2 separate regions of the Homo sapiens genome follow, and region 2 is linked to region 1. The links are chromatin contacts, found by Hi-C or POLR2A ChIA-PET in ENCODE. All regions are on one chromosome and are shown on one strand. The core of a region is the stretch at or near the end of the contact, and the rest is flanking DNA. Distances in the headings are between cores, read along the strand shown. Region 1 has its middle 35 kb from the start of SPRY1. Region 2 overlaps LINC01091 (long intergenic non-protein coding RNA 1091).

What was found. Hi-C counts contacts between places; a loop is a spot of excess contacts on that map. ChIA-PET counts read pairs that join two places held with the same protein, here RNA polymerase II (POLR2A). Pooled maps may share reads with other maps.
Region 2: a map of MCF 10A shows a loop between it and region 1 (3-fold over the local background). The contact joins two enhancer-like sites. A Hi-C loop is called at or near these places in 3 of 168 maps with a recorded cell type or tissue (Caco-2, K562 and MCF 10A), 1 of 37 single-sample maps with no recorded cell type and 4 of 50 pooled maps. POLR2A ChIA-PET finds 5 or more read pairs at or near these places in 3 of 52 experiments (HEK293, MCF 10A and activated CD4-positive, alpha-beta T cell).

Annotation. Positions count from the first base shown.
Region 1 is chr4:123,357,535-123,365,245 of GRCh38, forward strand. No RefSeq gene overlaps it. Among named protein-coding and RNA genes, the nearest start is that of SPRY1, 35 kb to the right of the region's middle. Within about 2 kb of position 3,142, at least 7 of the 41 ENCODE cell types and tissues checked have a DNase peak (open chromatin) inside an H3K27ac peak, as active enhancers do.
Region 2 is chr4:123,772,804-123,780,514 of GRCh38, forward strand. All of the region lies in intron 3 of LINC01091 (long intergenic non-protein coding RNA 1091), which reads left to right. Among named protein-coding and RNA genes, the nearest start is that of LINC01091, 130 kb to the left of the region's middle. RefSeq lists an enhancer at 3,451-3,510. Within about 2 kb of position 4,633, at least 3 of the 41 ENCODE cell types and tissues checked have a DNase peak (open chromatin) inside an H3K27ac peak, as active enhancers do.

The DNA.
Region 1 (7,711 bases), core at 1,892-4,391:
GCTCTCCTCTCCCCTCCTGCTTTTCCTTCTTCCTTTCTCATTACTTAAAAAAGAACTCCAAAGACTGTCTTAAATTACATTTTCTTCTTCTCATCACTTCTCATTATCTAATATGATATACTGTACTTCACTTATTCAATTATTTATTTTTATTTATTTATTTTTTTGAGATGGAGTTTTGCTCTTATTGCCCAGGCTGGAGTGCAATGGTGCTATCTTGGCTCACCACAACCTCCACTCCCGGGTTCAAGTGATTCTCCTGCCTCAGGCTGCCGAGTAGATGGGATTACAGGCATGCACCATCACGCCTGGCTAATTTTGTCTTTTAGTAGAGACAGGGTTTCTCCATGTTGGTCAGGCTGGTCTCGAACTCCCGACCTCAGGTGATCCGCCTGCCTCAGCCTCCCAAAGTGCTAGGATTACAGGCCATTTATTTATTTTTTTAAGAGATGAGTTCTCACTCTGTCACCCAGGCTGGAGTGCAGTAATGCAATCACAGCTCACTGCAGCCTCAAACTCCTGGGCTCAAGCAGTCCTCCTACCTCAGCCTCCCAAGTAGCTGGGACTACAGGTGTTTACCATCATGCTTAGCTACTTTTTAAAATTTTTCTGTAGAGGTGGGATCTTACTTTGCTGCCCAGGCTTGTCTCGTACTCCTGGCCTCAAGAAACCCTCCTTGGCCCCAAAAGCATAGTGATTACAGGCATGAGCCACTGCACCCTGTGCTGTACTTCATTTATTCATCCTGTTTATTGTCTGTCTCTCCCCATAGAATGGAAGCTCCATGATAGCAGGGACTTTTTTCTGTTGTTTTTTTTATTTTTTATTTTTTGGTTTTTACTATTTTGTTCACTGCTATAGTTTCAGGACCTAGAATAATATTCAATAAATATTATTGAACAATATTCAATATATATTATTGAACAATATTCAATATTTAACATATTCGATATTGAACAACATTAAATAAATATTTGAATAAATAAGTGAAATTTCATTTGGTCTATAAAGTTCTCCCTCACACTACCTTTTTTTTCCCTGCAAATGCCTATACATTTTGATCTGTTTAGCGCTTAATCAGGCCTTAATTGTTTCATGTGTTTCGTTTGGTTTCTCTGTGTTGTAGGATTGTTGTGTTTGTGTGTGGATGTCCAACAAACTTCCTTCCCCACTTGTTCTAGAAATATACCTGTCACCTCATCCCACCTAACATTTCCCCCAGACCACAGAGGTGAACACAAGGCCCAGTTTGGGTCAATTACAGAACCCCAATACCCTGGCCACAGAGAATGGCCAAGAATGAGTATTCGACCCATCCAAGGGAGGTTCGAGGCCTTTCCCAAGACTTAACCTTTCAGGTTCCTGTAGCTTGTCCTTTCATTCCATAAGCTACCCTTCCAAAAAGTTCTCCTTTTTGCTTAAGTTGGTTTGAGTTAGGTTTCTGTCACATGTAACATGGAAAGTCTTTGTCCTGTACTTTATATTTTTTAATTTTCAGGCCAATACATGCATTTGGTTGAATATAGACTTATTTCATATTCTAAGCTGTAGGTAATTCAATACAGTATATTTTCCCCATATTTTCATAATGATTGCAGGAAACAGTGCATCTGATACTTGATTATGTGGCCCAGCATAATCTATACGAGCAACATAAGATAATAGCAATGTCAGTAGTGATGGAGGGAAAAAATAGATGCAAACGGCTACTTTTAAGTAGAGTACAGAGTATACTTCTTATGGTTCCATTTTCCAGGTGGAAGAATTTGGACTCAAAGAAAGCAAGCATCAGCTCTGGGTTTAGTAGGGGCTTGTTGCAGCTTTCTAAATTCTGTATACAGTCATGTCAGATCTGGGTGAATTCTGATTCAGCTTTTTAATAGCTTGGCCAAGTTATCTACCACCTTACTTCCATTTTTATCATCCAGATAAGTGAAGATAATAACCACTTATTTCCTAGAACTGTTTGAGGATTTTTTTTTTGAGATAATGTGTATAACTGGAAACAGAGCTTGAGGCAAAGGCTTATGTACTTACATTTGTATGGGGGAGTGCAATCCAGGAAATCATGTGTGGGGGTTAAAGGGCAGAGAGGTCGGGAAGGAAGGGGACAGACACACCAGAGTGCATCATCAGGAGAGCCACAGCTCACTATCAGGTACAACCAAGCCTACCTGTTCTCACAGTTCTGCCTCCCAACCATCTGCAGCTCTCCTACTCTCAGTATGGTTTGTCTGGGTGGTGGAAGGGAGGACACATTATTTACCACTCTCATTGGTTAAAGTTTGCCCACAGGGTGTCTGCTTTCTGCACTTCCGGGTGTATGACCTAATCTTTCTAGAAGCTGACCCAAGAGGCTCCGCAATGTGAGCCACAAAAAGTCATCAGCATTCCCTACCTGCCTCTCTGCAGTCTGCAGCATGATGGGCTGGCCAGATGAGCTCTTGCAAGAGCATGGGCACCAAGAGATATCACTGAATCTCACAGCTCAGTGGCAACCAGAAGTCCCAGAGCAGGAAAGGGGAGGTCCATGCAGTGTGAATTGAGGTAGTGGCAGGTCATGAGTGACATGAGGAATTGCAAATAGCTGCTGCAGCCGGACCAGCCTGCTAAGCAGGTGGAACACTGTAACAGCATGATCCTGCCAGACGGCAGCAACAAGCTTCCTTCCTACCACAGACAAAATGTTTCATCTACAATCTCCAAGAATGCAGCTGCTGGTGGGCCATCTTGGTCATGAGCAGAAAACCATGGTTGCATAAATCTAGGGGGCCTTCTAAGCTGCCAGAACAGTAACCGTGCCTAGTATGGGGGCCTGAATTGGAAGATGCTCCCATAGTGTCAGTTTCCTTCCTCCCTTAGGTGGCTGAAACATGGAAGGCCTGCAGCTCTGACGTTATGAAAATGAAATTCTATTAAGAACAAGCAATGAGAGATGGCTTAAGTTGACTAAAGGGAATGTTAGCTTTAATATTGTGAAGATGACTGAAACCATATTGGTGAATACTTGAACTCATAGGATAAAAGAAACCTCAATATATAAATATGAGTGCTTTTATTTTACTAATTTTTTAAAGAAATGGAGTCTCACTATGTTGCCCAGGCTGGACTTGAACTCCTGGGCTCAAATAGTCCTCTCCCCTCATCCTCTCAAGTAGCTAGGAATACAGGCAAGAGCCACCGTGGCTGGCTAAACATAAGTGTTATGACTCTCCTTGTTTTCCCTAGTCAGTGGCAGGTGAGCCATCCATTTGGGTAATATTGTTGACACACACTTGCCAGCATTTCCCCTTTCTAAATACCACCAGTGGTGGCCATGATTTATATCTGACTGTGTCTATGCTCAGTTTCTTAGACACTTGGCTTTTGGGGGTGAGTCTCTAATGCATCGATGCCTTTCGAATTTCTATAATGGTTTGGGGCTTCCTGAATTCTTATTTTTCTATTGAAAGTTTAGAGCTACTTCCTTACCCACCTCTGTCAGGGCTGGCCACTCTTTGAGAATAGCCTCCAGAGGCTAGGCACAGTGGCTCATGCCTGTAATCCCAGCATTTTGGGAGGCCAAGGCGGGCGGATCACCTGAGGTCAGGAATTCGAGACCAGCCTGACCAACATGGAGAAACCCCATCTCTACTAAAAATACAAAAAATTAGCCAGGGGTGGTGGCACATGCCTATAATCCTAGCTACTCAGGAGGCGGAGGCAGAAGAATCATTTAAACCCAGGAGGCGGAGGTTGTGGTGAGCTGAGATTGTGCCATTGTACTCTAGCCTGGGCAACAAGAGTGAAACTCTGTCTCAAAAAAAACATTAAAAAAAAAAAAAGATTAGCCTCCAGGAGAGTGTGGAGTAGGCTGCTAGTTTGACTATTAAGACATCCAGAATTCACACACTACCTCCTGGGCTTGATAAAGTGACATGGTAGCAACAGTTCTTACAGCAAGGTGACCCCACAAGACATCTTTGCCATGAAGTTGACCATTCTTCATGTAGATATTTAATTTCCTACAAAGATTGCCCAAATCTGGCCACTGGCCAAGTAGCATGAGTTATCAGCTTTTTCCTTACTGTGGGATCATTTGTAGAAGCTTTAAAAAACTGCCTCAATGTGTGAGTTTCCTTGGACTGAAAGAAAAAAATAGAACTTAAAAGTTCCAGCTGTCTGAACATTTTCTACTTAAAAAAAAATAAACTGAATTGGACAGGAAGATCATGGTACATGACTCATGGTAAACAAATGCCAAACACATGTTATCTTAATCATCCTGTACAAAATAAGGAAATTGTATGAATCCAAAAAAGAATTATCCAGAAAGGACAAATGAAGGATATCCAGAAGACAAATTTGAAGGTTTTGTTTTTTACAAATTATTAATTTATATAGCTCCAAACAGCCACAGTCAGAATCGGTCAGAACACAGAAATAAGAACATTTAGGTATCCTTCAACCTATATCAATTTCACTCTGTTAGGTTTAGTTAATCAAAGTGTTCATTTAGGAAAGACTCCATTAACTTTTTGCAACCATATCCTGTTTTGAATGATCAGAATCATAACCCTTGCTTTTATAATAAGCAGTATAGCTAAAATCTACTGAGTGCCGTGAATCATGCATGTATTCTGCTAAATGATCTAGTATAAAAAAATCTGTGTATGTTATCATTCTTTCCTCAGTGGAGTTTTTAATCTAGTTAAATGAATGGGTATTATGCATGTAGTGGTCAATTTTATGTGTTAACTTGATTGGACTAGGGGATGCCCAGATAGCTGGTAAAACATTACTTCTGGGTATGTTTGGAAGGGTATTTCCAGAAGACATTAGCATTTGAATCAGTAGACTTAGAAAAGAAGCCCTGAATGGAACAAAAGGGTTGGGGAAGAGCAAATTCACTCTCTCTTTGAGCTGGGACATCTGTCTTCTTCTGCCCTTGAACTGGAACTACATCACTGGCTTTTCTGGGCCTCCATCTTGCAGACAGATGGCAGATCATGGGACTTCTTAGCCTCCATGATCATGGGAGCCAATCTCTCATAATAAATAAATACATAAATATCCTATGGTTCTGTTTCTCTGGAGATCTCTGACTAATATAACATGTAAATTCCATGTTTCCTGAGGCTGTAGAGAGCTAGTTTGGAACAGGCAGGTAATTCCTTTATATAAGGTACAGCTTCCATAGAGCTGTGGGTAACAAAGTCTCTGATAACTTGGCATTGCCCACTTTGTAACATAATGTGAAATTAACTTGGAGGAGAACTAGGGTACTCTGACAGTTTCTGGAAAAATAAAGGGCATGCTTTGCATATAGGCCATTGAAGGCCATAGTAGAAGGACAGCAGGGCTGGGATGGATTTGTATGCATTCTGTGTGGGGTTAGTGACAGGCAGAATCTAACAAAAGGACAGCTCTTTTTTTGCTCGGAAATGCTAAACAATGTAATTCCCCAGGGTGGTGGAAACCAGAAGACATGAAAGGAGAGGGCTGCAAATAGCAGAGAGGATAGATTCAAAAGGATGGCCTATTTTATCAGCATCATGTAAAGAAAACAGTCTTTGGTAAACCTCAGGGAAAGAAATAGGATCAACCTTTGCATATAATTCCCCCAGTGGCATTGTTCAGGAGGAGCCCCCAAGACTTCCTGTAAAATGCCAAAACCAAGAAAGACATCTGAAAGCAGAGAGAATGGAGCAAAAGTTGCTAAGAAGTAAGTAAACCCGGAGGCTGCAGAGAAAGCTGGCAGGAGACTGGGGCAGAGCATGATGGACACCCCTCGTCCCTGGGAGACCACCCAATCCACTCTGATGGAGCAGTTCCTCCAGCCCAGGACTGAAAGTTTAGGGAAGCTCCTGTTTAAACAGAGAGTATCCCCTGGCCCATGAGGGGCACTTGGAGCACAGAGCAACTTTTGACTGCTATTGTCTGATACCCAAAAATGCAAGATGGCGAGTTTTCTTCTCTTTCAAATAAAACCACCCTTTGCCCCATTGTAAACATTATGCTTGCAAGTGGGGAATTAGAGCCAGGTACTTACTGTGATCTTTAGGAAGATAATTTCACAGGTTGCTCACCAAAGGCCAGAGCCAATAAATTGCCCCATCCTTGTAAAGGGGCCTGGGCCCACAGAAGCTTTTTTGTGCAATATTCTTAGTAGTAACCTTAATTTACATTTTTTTCCTGCCCACACTGGGCCCATATTCCCACAAGATGGTGTTCAGCAGGAGCTGGTGGCAGCTGCCTCCTTTAGACAGCAGACTAAGGCATATTCAAATTCACCATAGGCCCCATCACTCCAGATTAGGTAACTTACCTTGAGGCTGCAGAACTGTCACTTATCAGAATGCTCATGTTGTTTTTGTTAGAATAGAAAACCATCTCAGTACCCATATCTCTGAAAAAAGAGAAGTGAAAGTAGACTGAGAGGGCTGTGTATTTCTTATACCTGGGGCCCTTCACCTGTGTTCGCCACCTGCCTGCCTCATCCCTGCAGCCTAAGATGTCCTCATGACATTTTCCCCATGCAACACTTTGTTTTCGTTTGTTTGTTTGTTTGTTGTTGTTGTTTTGAGACAGAGTTTTGCTCTTGAAGCCCAGTCTGGAGTGCAATGGCGTGATCTCAGCTCACTGCAACCTCCGCCTCCTGGGTTCAAGTGATTCTCCTGCCTCAGCCTCCCTCAGTATGATTACAGGCATATGCCACCACGCCCAGCTAATTTTGTATTTTTAGTGGAGATGGGGTTTCTCCATGTTGGTCGGGCTTGTCTCGAACTCCTGACCTCAGGTGATCTGACTGCCTCAGCCTCCCAAATTGCTGGGATTACAGGTGTGAGCCACTGCGCCCGGCCGCAACACTTTGTTTTATTGTTAGTGCCAGATATCTCTAGTTTCTTGTTCATCATACCTGCCTCCTCTACCCCATAAGAATTGTCTAATTATTATAAAAAGTATTTTGCTTACCAACCAATTAATTCTGCAGTCCCTACATAACAAAAATCCTGCCTAACTGAGACAGATTATTTTTTCAAATTAGTAAATTTGAGATTTTAAAGTAGGATGGATATTTGAAATATGTTAAAAAGTCTGGCACCTGCAGCTTCACTCAATGAGAAGTGATTTGGCAAAAGTAAAGCATCCTCAGGGTGGGGTGTGGGAGCAGGAAGAAGGACGGATGCACAGAATCATCTTGTCTGCCATGATCTGTGGCACAATATTCATATTTATTATTTACTCATTAAAATATTGGGTGTTTTCATGTCCTAAGGATTGTTTTTATTGCTTGAGTTTATAGTTGCAAAGTGATTACAACTGAGAAAGAAATCTGAATCCATCTATGTCTATACCAGGCTCTAAAGCTTTTATTTGAGAATGAGCTGAAGATAAAAATATGCCATATTTCTTTCCGTCCAACGTTACAATTTTTTTATTTGAATGCCTGTCTATATGTGGTTGTAGTGAGAGAAAGGTAGTTGCTGAAGAAATTAGGCATAGGGTAAATATTTGTTAATTGAATGAATGAGTGAACATGAGAGGTAACATCCAGAAGATTGACTCATAGCCCAGAGCGATTGGCAGTCAAGGCTGAGTGGAGATGATGGTGTTATGAAAGGCACACAGGTGTTAGGATGGCCCAGGTGAACTATGCAAACCCAGTGGCATCAGTTACTCACCAAAACTGGAGGGGAGGACTAGGAGGACAGACAAAAAATGGGAAAAA
Region 2 (7,711 bases), core at 3,383-5,882, 420 kb after region 1:
AAGGGACTGATGATTCTTTCCATCCCACCTTATGGAATGTGAGCCTTACCCAGACCTAAATGAATGTCAGTGCTCTGTGAGCACCACCATTATCAAGCTGTGGAGTGACGTTGGCAGTGGAGGGCATGCACCTGACATAGAGAAATTTACACCCTTGGCGTAATCCTGGAGGTAACGGCGCTTCCAGAGTCACATAGTCCCTAAAGTGACACTAGAGGGCGCAGTATGGACATAGCTGTGAATTGCGCTCTGGACTTGTGAGTGACTTAGCCAATCCAAGGCTGGGCTCGATAGCTCTTTGAGGAGGTGAGGGAACTGAAGAAAAGCAAGAGGGACTGGGGAATCTAGAAAGGAGCATTCTTTGAGAGAAATAATAGTGATGATAGCTACCATTTATTGAGCACTTATTAAAGGTATGATTTAAATACATTGTCTCATTTGATCTTCACAATTATTCAGTGCAGGGCTATACTGTCTTCATAAAACAGAGGAGAACGCCTGGGGCGATGGCTCACACCTGTAATCCCAGCACTTTGGGAGGCCGAAGGGGGCGGATCATGAGGTCAGGAGTTCAAGACCAGCCTGGCCAACATAGTGAAACCCAGTCTTTACTAAAAATACAATAAAAATTAGCCGGGTGTGGTGGCAGGCGCCGATAGTCTCAGCTGTTTGGGAGGCTGATGCAGGACAATTGCTTGAACCCGGGAGGTGGAGGTTGCAGTGAGCCGAGATCGCACCACTGCACTCCAGCCTGGGTGATAGAGTGAGACTCCTTCTCAAAACAACAACAACTAAACAAAAACAAAAAACTGAGGAGGAAATGGAGGCTTAGAGGAACTCACCCAAGGTCACACAGCCTTTAAGTGGAGGAACTGGTGTTTAATCCAGAGCTATCTGAATTCAAAGACTATCTGTATTCTTAAATCTTAACCCTAATATTCTCAGTGAGGAAGGACTGAGGTTATATCTGAAAAAGAGCAACAAATAACAGCTTCAGGGCTGCTGAGGTGGGTTTCAAAAGTCACACAACTCTGAAGTATATTTCAGACCTCCTGTTCTTGGTGATTTGAGCAAAAGGTTTATTGCAAATTATTATCCGGAAACTATGTTTGTAGACTGAGAAATGGGTTTCTGTGAAACAGCATTCATCCAGAAAAGAAGTTTTTTTTCTGCAAGAAAGCAGTTAAAACAAAAACCTGGGGGAATTTGACTCTGATTTTTTTATCACTGAGTTTTCATAGATTCTGGTAGCATTGGATGTGCATATGTTGGTGAATACAGTTCCAGACTTGCGATAATAGAAGTTGTATCATACATGTTCACCCAAGAGCCATTGCTTGACAGAGGCATCTCCAGGTCTGAGATCTCAGGGGAGAGGCCTTCACCCATGGCTGTGAGAGTTGCCATGGTTGAGAACACCAGAATTCTCTCATTGTGTTGCTTGCCTGCCATGAAGCCTCTGGAAGGATATGGTGGCTGAAATAAGGCATGAGGCACAGATACAGATTTCCTGACTCAACTTCTGGTGCAGATAACATTGTTATACTACACATATTTATAATGCCCTTTTGGGTAAGTTTTCATAGAGATCATTTTCATTTTTTACCGATGCCATTAAGCTCAGTTAAGACTATTGGCAACCTTTCTCATCCTCCTCTCCCTCAATATTCAGTAACAATGGTAAGCTACAACAACCTAAAATATTAAGTAAGACTCTACAAATGACATAAACAGAATCTTCACAAAGCAAAAATAAAATTTGTTTTCTTAACAGATGGGCAGTGATTAAAAAGATGAATAACATTCAATGCCAGTAAAGGTATGGGGAAATGGGCACTAGAATTGTAAAATCAACACCTTTTGGAAGAGTGCTTTTGTATTATCTATTAAAATTAAAATACTAATTTCCTGTATCTCAGTTATTCCACTTCCAGAAATTAACCTTTTATGTCTTCCTTTACTTGTTCCTGATTTTAACGGAATACTTTTATGTTTCACCATTAAATAACTTTTGTTGAAGTTTCCTTTTCTTCTTCTTCTTTTTTTTTAGGTACTCATCATCTCTTTAAGGAAATATCTTTCCTTTATTAGTTTTTATTATGAATCAGATTTGAAATTTATTGATGCTTTTCCTCTTTCTATTGAGATGGTCACTTCTTTTTCCTCCTTAAATTTGTTAAAGTAATTCATTTTATTGATAGAATTTCTAGTGAAAATCATTCTAGCAGTTCTGGGGTACACAAGATTTGGTATGGCATATTATTTTTATTAATTTCTGGATTTAGCTTGTTTAATATTTGATTCAGCATTTTGCATCAGTGTTCATGTCTGAGATTAGCTTTCAATGTTCCTTACTTACACTGTCTTTTAGTTTTGGTATCAAAATGAGATGAAAATTTTTGTCCTTTTATATTTTCTCAAAGAGTGTGTATAAAATTTGAATAATCTGTTTCTTGAATGTTTTGGTAGAATTTACCTGTAAAATTATCTGATCTCAGTGATGTTATTTTTCCCTCATGATAATTTTTTACTTATTGTTTTGCTCAATTTCTTTAATGTTATAGAACTATTTAAATTTTCTTTTTACATAAGGCAATTTTTGTATAGTTTTTAAAAATAAAATTGTCCATTTTTTCCAAATGATAGGCTTTTCTTGGTATTCCCTCTTTAATTTCTATTGTATGTGTAGTAATGTCATCCACTTCTCATTCTTAATGTTGTATATTTGTGGTCCTCTCTCTTTATCTCTCTTTTATCTTTTTCAGTATTACCAAATACATTTCAGGGATGCCCCTAATATTTGTGGGGCAAAAGTATGAATGGAAGTTCATGTAGTGTATTATTTCTAAATACTTAAAAATTATAAGCCAAACTCATAAAAGCTTAAGTAAAATCTATTGTTTCCTTCTACTTTGACAAATATACCTTTATAATGACTGGGAAAGCATATTTGAATTTTAAATCCTTGGAATCCTTGAAGTTCCATTCAGGAAAGTGGAAGCACAGGGACATCTGGCCCCTGGCCCATAGCCTATTCTTGTTCTCCTTCTTCTCTTCCAATCCCAACTCTGTTCCACACCATGATAGGCATCACACCATGTCGGTGAACTTACTAACCTGTGCTTCAAACTCCATTCTCACTCTGCAAATATATCCTTCTTGACTATTTCTCAGGAGGGCCAAGCCTTGGGTCCATTGGTTGGGAATCCCAGGGAACTGAGTTGTGGCCTACTTTAGAAGGGGGCTGGTGAGTGTGAGCTTGTAGTTTATTTAATCTCTGTTCTGTCACTAATCTGTAAACTCTGTAAGGGTAGGGACTTTGTTGCTTTCTTTACTATTCTATCCCAAGTACGTTGTACAGTGCAGGGATTGGGGAGATGCAAAGATAGAGCTGTTTAGTAAATGAATGAATGAATGAATAAGCAAGAATGACTCTTAGGTTTCTAGCTGGAGACTCTGGTAAATGCTGTGCCATTCACTACACACAAAATATAGGATGATTGTAGCCTTATGAGGGATGGAGATTTGAATATCTTAAGTTTGAAGAGTGTGTGCTTATGCGGGTGCAATTTCTGGCAGGCATTGCACAAAGGGAACTGAAACTTATGAGAAAGATCTAAACTGAAGACATTGCTCTAACACATACTGGTATGTAGGTGTAGCTAAAGCTTTGAGAGTAAGGAACAGCAGATGTGATGAGAGAGAGAGAGAGAGAGAGAGAGAGAGAGAGACAGAGAGTGCCTGGACAGGAACCTTGGGGATAATCAACATTTAAAAGACAGACAAAGAGGAGCCTTGAAGAAAACTTTGAAGGTGCTTCCTGAGAGGTAGAGGAAAAGTGATACTACCAAGACAGAAGACAGCAAGGGAGTCAAAAACTGCCAAAAAGTCTATTGAGATGTGAACAAAAAGTGTTCATTAGATTTGTCAACTCACATCTTGGCAAAACCAATTTTAATTATTTGAGCAAAAGCCAGATTTTCCTGAGTTGAGGAGAAAGGTAGGGAGAGGAAATGGTGAGTGTAGATGGCATTTTTCTGGACACTCCTCTGTGAAATTACAGGGACTGTGAATGTGGTACTATGAGGATATATATGTTGAAGGCAGAGTACTTGTTGAAGATTTTACAGCTAAATTACGCATCAACTACCCCTGCTAAAGGGAGATTATGAAGTGATGTTGAGTACTACTTCCAGCGTAAGACTTCGTGGTTTACAAAGAAGAGTTTGGGAATGATTCTGAGGAGAATCACACAGATGGTGATATGATCATAAAATAAGACCTTGGAGATATTAAGTAGGATGACTACCTTCAGCTATGAGGGATACAGCTTCTCAGAAGACAGTGACTATAATATGCTTGATCTCCCGAAAGGGGACAACATGGAAAAGGACCTCAGTTGTACCAGGAGGAATTTAATTTAGAAAGCAGGATTTCCTGACATTGTGATTGAATGTTTAAACAGGTTACAAAAATTGTTATGAAATCTCAGAGGTCTCAAAAATATAACATTAACAGTTTTGAAATAAGACCTTGAAGAACAAATGTTGATGATTTCGATTAATCCTTTTTGAGCCAGAATAGCTGGTCAATGGCTCTGGTAGCTAAGGGACTGGCAATGCAACTCCGTACAGCTGCACAGTCAGTCTCTTGCCAACTACATTGAGCTAATTTGACACAAAGTGGTTGTTTGTAAGCCCTAGAGAGCCTTTCCACATCTCAAACCCTGGAGCTGCTCAAAATACTTCCTGTGGGCTTCAAGTTTAGACCTAAATAAACTTGAAAAATCCATCTGGTGTGGGCTGATTCTAGAATTCTGGAATGTAAGATAATTTGGACAAAGACAGAAGCCAAGTGGAACTCTCAGAGCACTGTATGTCCTTGTAAAGGTTGGAGGCCTAAAATCCTATTTATTTTTCTCTTAAATTGAACTGAAGGGATGAATAGCTCATTGTGGATGGTTTATATACTGTTAGCCATCTTGCAGCATTGAGAACCTCTGCTTACTCTTACCTCCAATTGTATTTTTTTGGTGGAAAAAGAATATAAATCAACCATGCTATTTTCATTCAAACACCCATTTATTCTCTTAAAAATGTATCCTTGTGTTAGAAACATTTTGTTACTTTTTTAAATGAACGAGTTTATGAAATGTCTTTACAAGGTCATTTGTATCATATTTAAAGCTTTCATTGGTATTATAATTCTTGCATCTATAAAGATCTGGGTGAAAATGTAGATATTATTAAACTTAAATACCTGTAAAAACAGAAACAGAGAGAGGGAATTTTAGTTAATATAGGCTTTGGTTTCATGATGGTCCCTAAGTTTAAAATTGTGGTAAGTTTAGAAGGGTGTTGATTTTTCCTTTACCTAATATAAACTGTTATTTAATCAGTAATAAACAGGATAAGTAGCTATTTCCATGGCTAATTTTGTTTATATGTTTATCTTTGTATATGTTTTCTATTACATCTCCCATTTTAGATTGACTACGTGTTTAAATTCGTTACCTTAGGACTTGTTAGTGACAATACACCAGTCATAGGGTAGAGATATTGGTTGCTGCTGAATTTAATAATGAGTTATTATTCTAGGTTCATTAATTCATGGCATATTCACTCAACTCATTCATTCTATCACTTATTTATTTACATGGCCACTCTGTGCCACAAATCATGTTAAGGACTGTGGATAAGTAAAAAATGTCCCCTGTTGATATAGTTTGGATATTTGCCCCCACCCAAATCTCATGTTGAATTGTAATCCCCAATGCTGGAGTTGGGGCCTGGTGGGAGGTGTTTGGATCATGGGGGCAGATCCCTCATGGCTTGCTGCTGTCTTTGGAATAGGGAGTTCTTATAAGATCTGCTCATTTAAAAGTGTGTGGCACCCCCACCCCAATCTCTCTCTTGCTTGTTCCTGTTCTCGCTATGTGCCTGCTTCCCCTTTGTCTTCCGCCATAATTGTAAGCTTCCTGCGACCTCCCTAGAAGCTGAGCAGATGCTAGCACCATGCTTCCTCTAAAGCCTGCAGAACCGTGAGCCAACTAAACCTCTTTTCTTTATAAATTACTCAGTCTCAGGAATTTTTTGTAGCAATGCAAGAACAGCCTAATATACCTGCATCCCAGAAGCTTGCAATTGGTGAAAGGGGAATAGGTGTATGAAAAAAATGAGGGCAATTATATGAGTTAGAACTCCTTGAATTGCATGTGACTGAGACCCAACTTCAACTAGTTTAAGAAAAATAGGGAATTTATTGGCTCATAGAATCCAGTGAAGTTCTGAACAAAGCAAGCATTAAAAGAGAGGGATGCAGCCAAGCTTTATGGACACCCAGCAACAGTAATTTCCCTTAGGCCTAACTTTCTTTCTTTTACCTCTGTATTTCTCCGAGAATGAGACCTTTTTTTGTCCCTCACTACAGATAGGATTTATTGTCTGTGGTGGTGAACTCACTACTGCAAAGCATTGACTACCAAGCCTATGCTTTCCACAAGGGAGAGGAACCAACTCATGTTAGAAGCTTTGGTTTAAAAAATTCTTTTCTTTAAAATTATTTTTTAAGGGCTAGGATACAGGTGAAGGTTTGTTGCATAGGTATACATGTGCTGTGGTGGTTTGCTGCACCCATCAATCCGTCATCTAGGTTTTAAGCCCTGCATACAGTAGGTATTTGTCCTAATGCTCTCCCTCTTCTTGCCCCCCACCCCGCGACAGGCCCCGATGGGTGATGTTCCCCTCCCTGTGCCCATGTGTTCTCGTTGTTCAACTCCCACTTAGGAGTGAGAACATGTGGTGTTTGGTTTTCTGTTCCTGTGTCAGTTTGCTGAGAATGATGGTTTCCAGCTTCATCCATGTCCTTGCAAAGAACATGAACTCATTCTTTTTTATGGCTGCATAGTATTTCGTGGTGTATATATGCCACATTATCTTTATCCAGTCTATTATTGATGTGCATTTGGGTTGCTTCCGAGTCTTTGCTATTGTGAATAGTGCTGCAGTAAACATACGTGTGCATGTGTCTTTATAGTAAAATGGTATATAATCCTTTGGGTATATACCCAGGATTGCTGGGTCAAATGGTATTTCTAGTTCTAGATCCTTGAGGAATCGCCACACTGTCTTCCACAATGATTGAACTAATTTACACTCCCACCAACAGTGTAAAAGCGTTCCTATTTCTTCACAGCATCACTAGCATCTGTTGTTTCCTGACTTTTTAATGATCGCCATTCTAACTGGTGTGAGATGGTATCCCAATTTGGTTTTGATTTGCATTTCCCTAATGACCAGTGATGATGAGCTTTTTCTCATATGTTGTTGGCCACATAAATGTCTTCTTTTGAGAAGTGTCTGTTCATATCCTTCACTCACTTTTTGATGGGCTTATTTTTTTTTCTTGTAAATTTGTTTGAGTTCCTTGTAGATTCTGGATATTAGCCCTTTGTCAGATGAGTAGATTGCAAAAATTTTCTCCCATTCTGTAGGTTGCCTGTTCACTCCGATGATAGTTTTATTTGCTGTGCAGAAGCTCTTTAGTTTAATTAGATCTCATTTGTTAATTTTGGCTTTTGTTGCAATTGCTTTTGTTTTTTTAGTCTTGAAGTCTTTGCCCATGCTTATGTCCTGAATGGTATTGCCTAGGTTTTCTTTTAGGGTTTTTATGGTTTTAGGTTTTACACTTAAGTATTTAATTCAACTTGAGT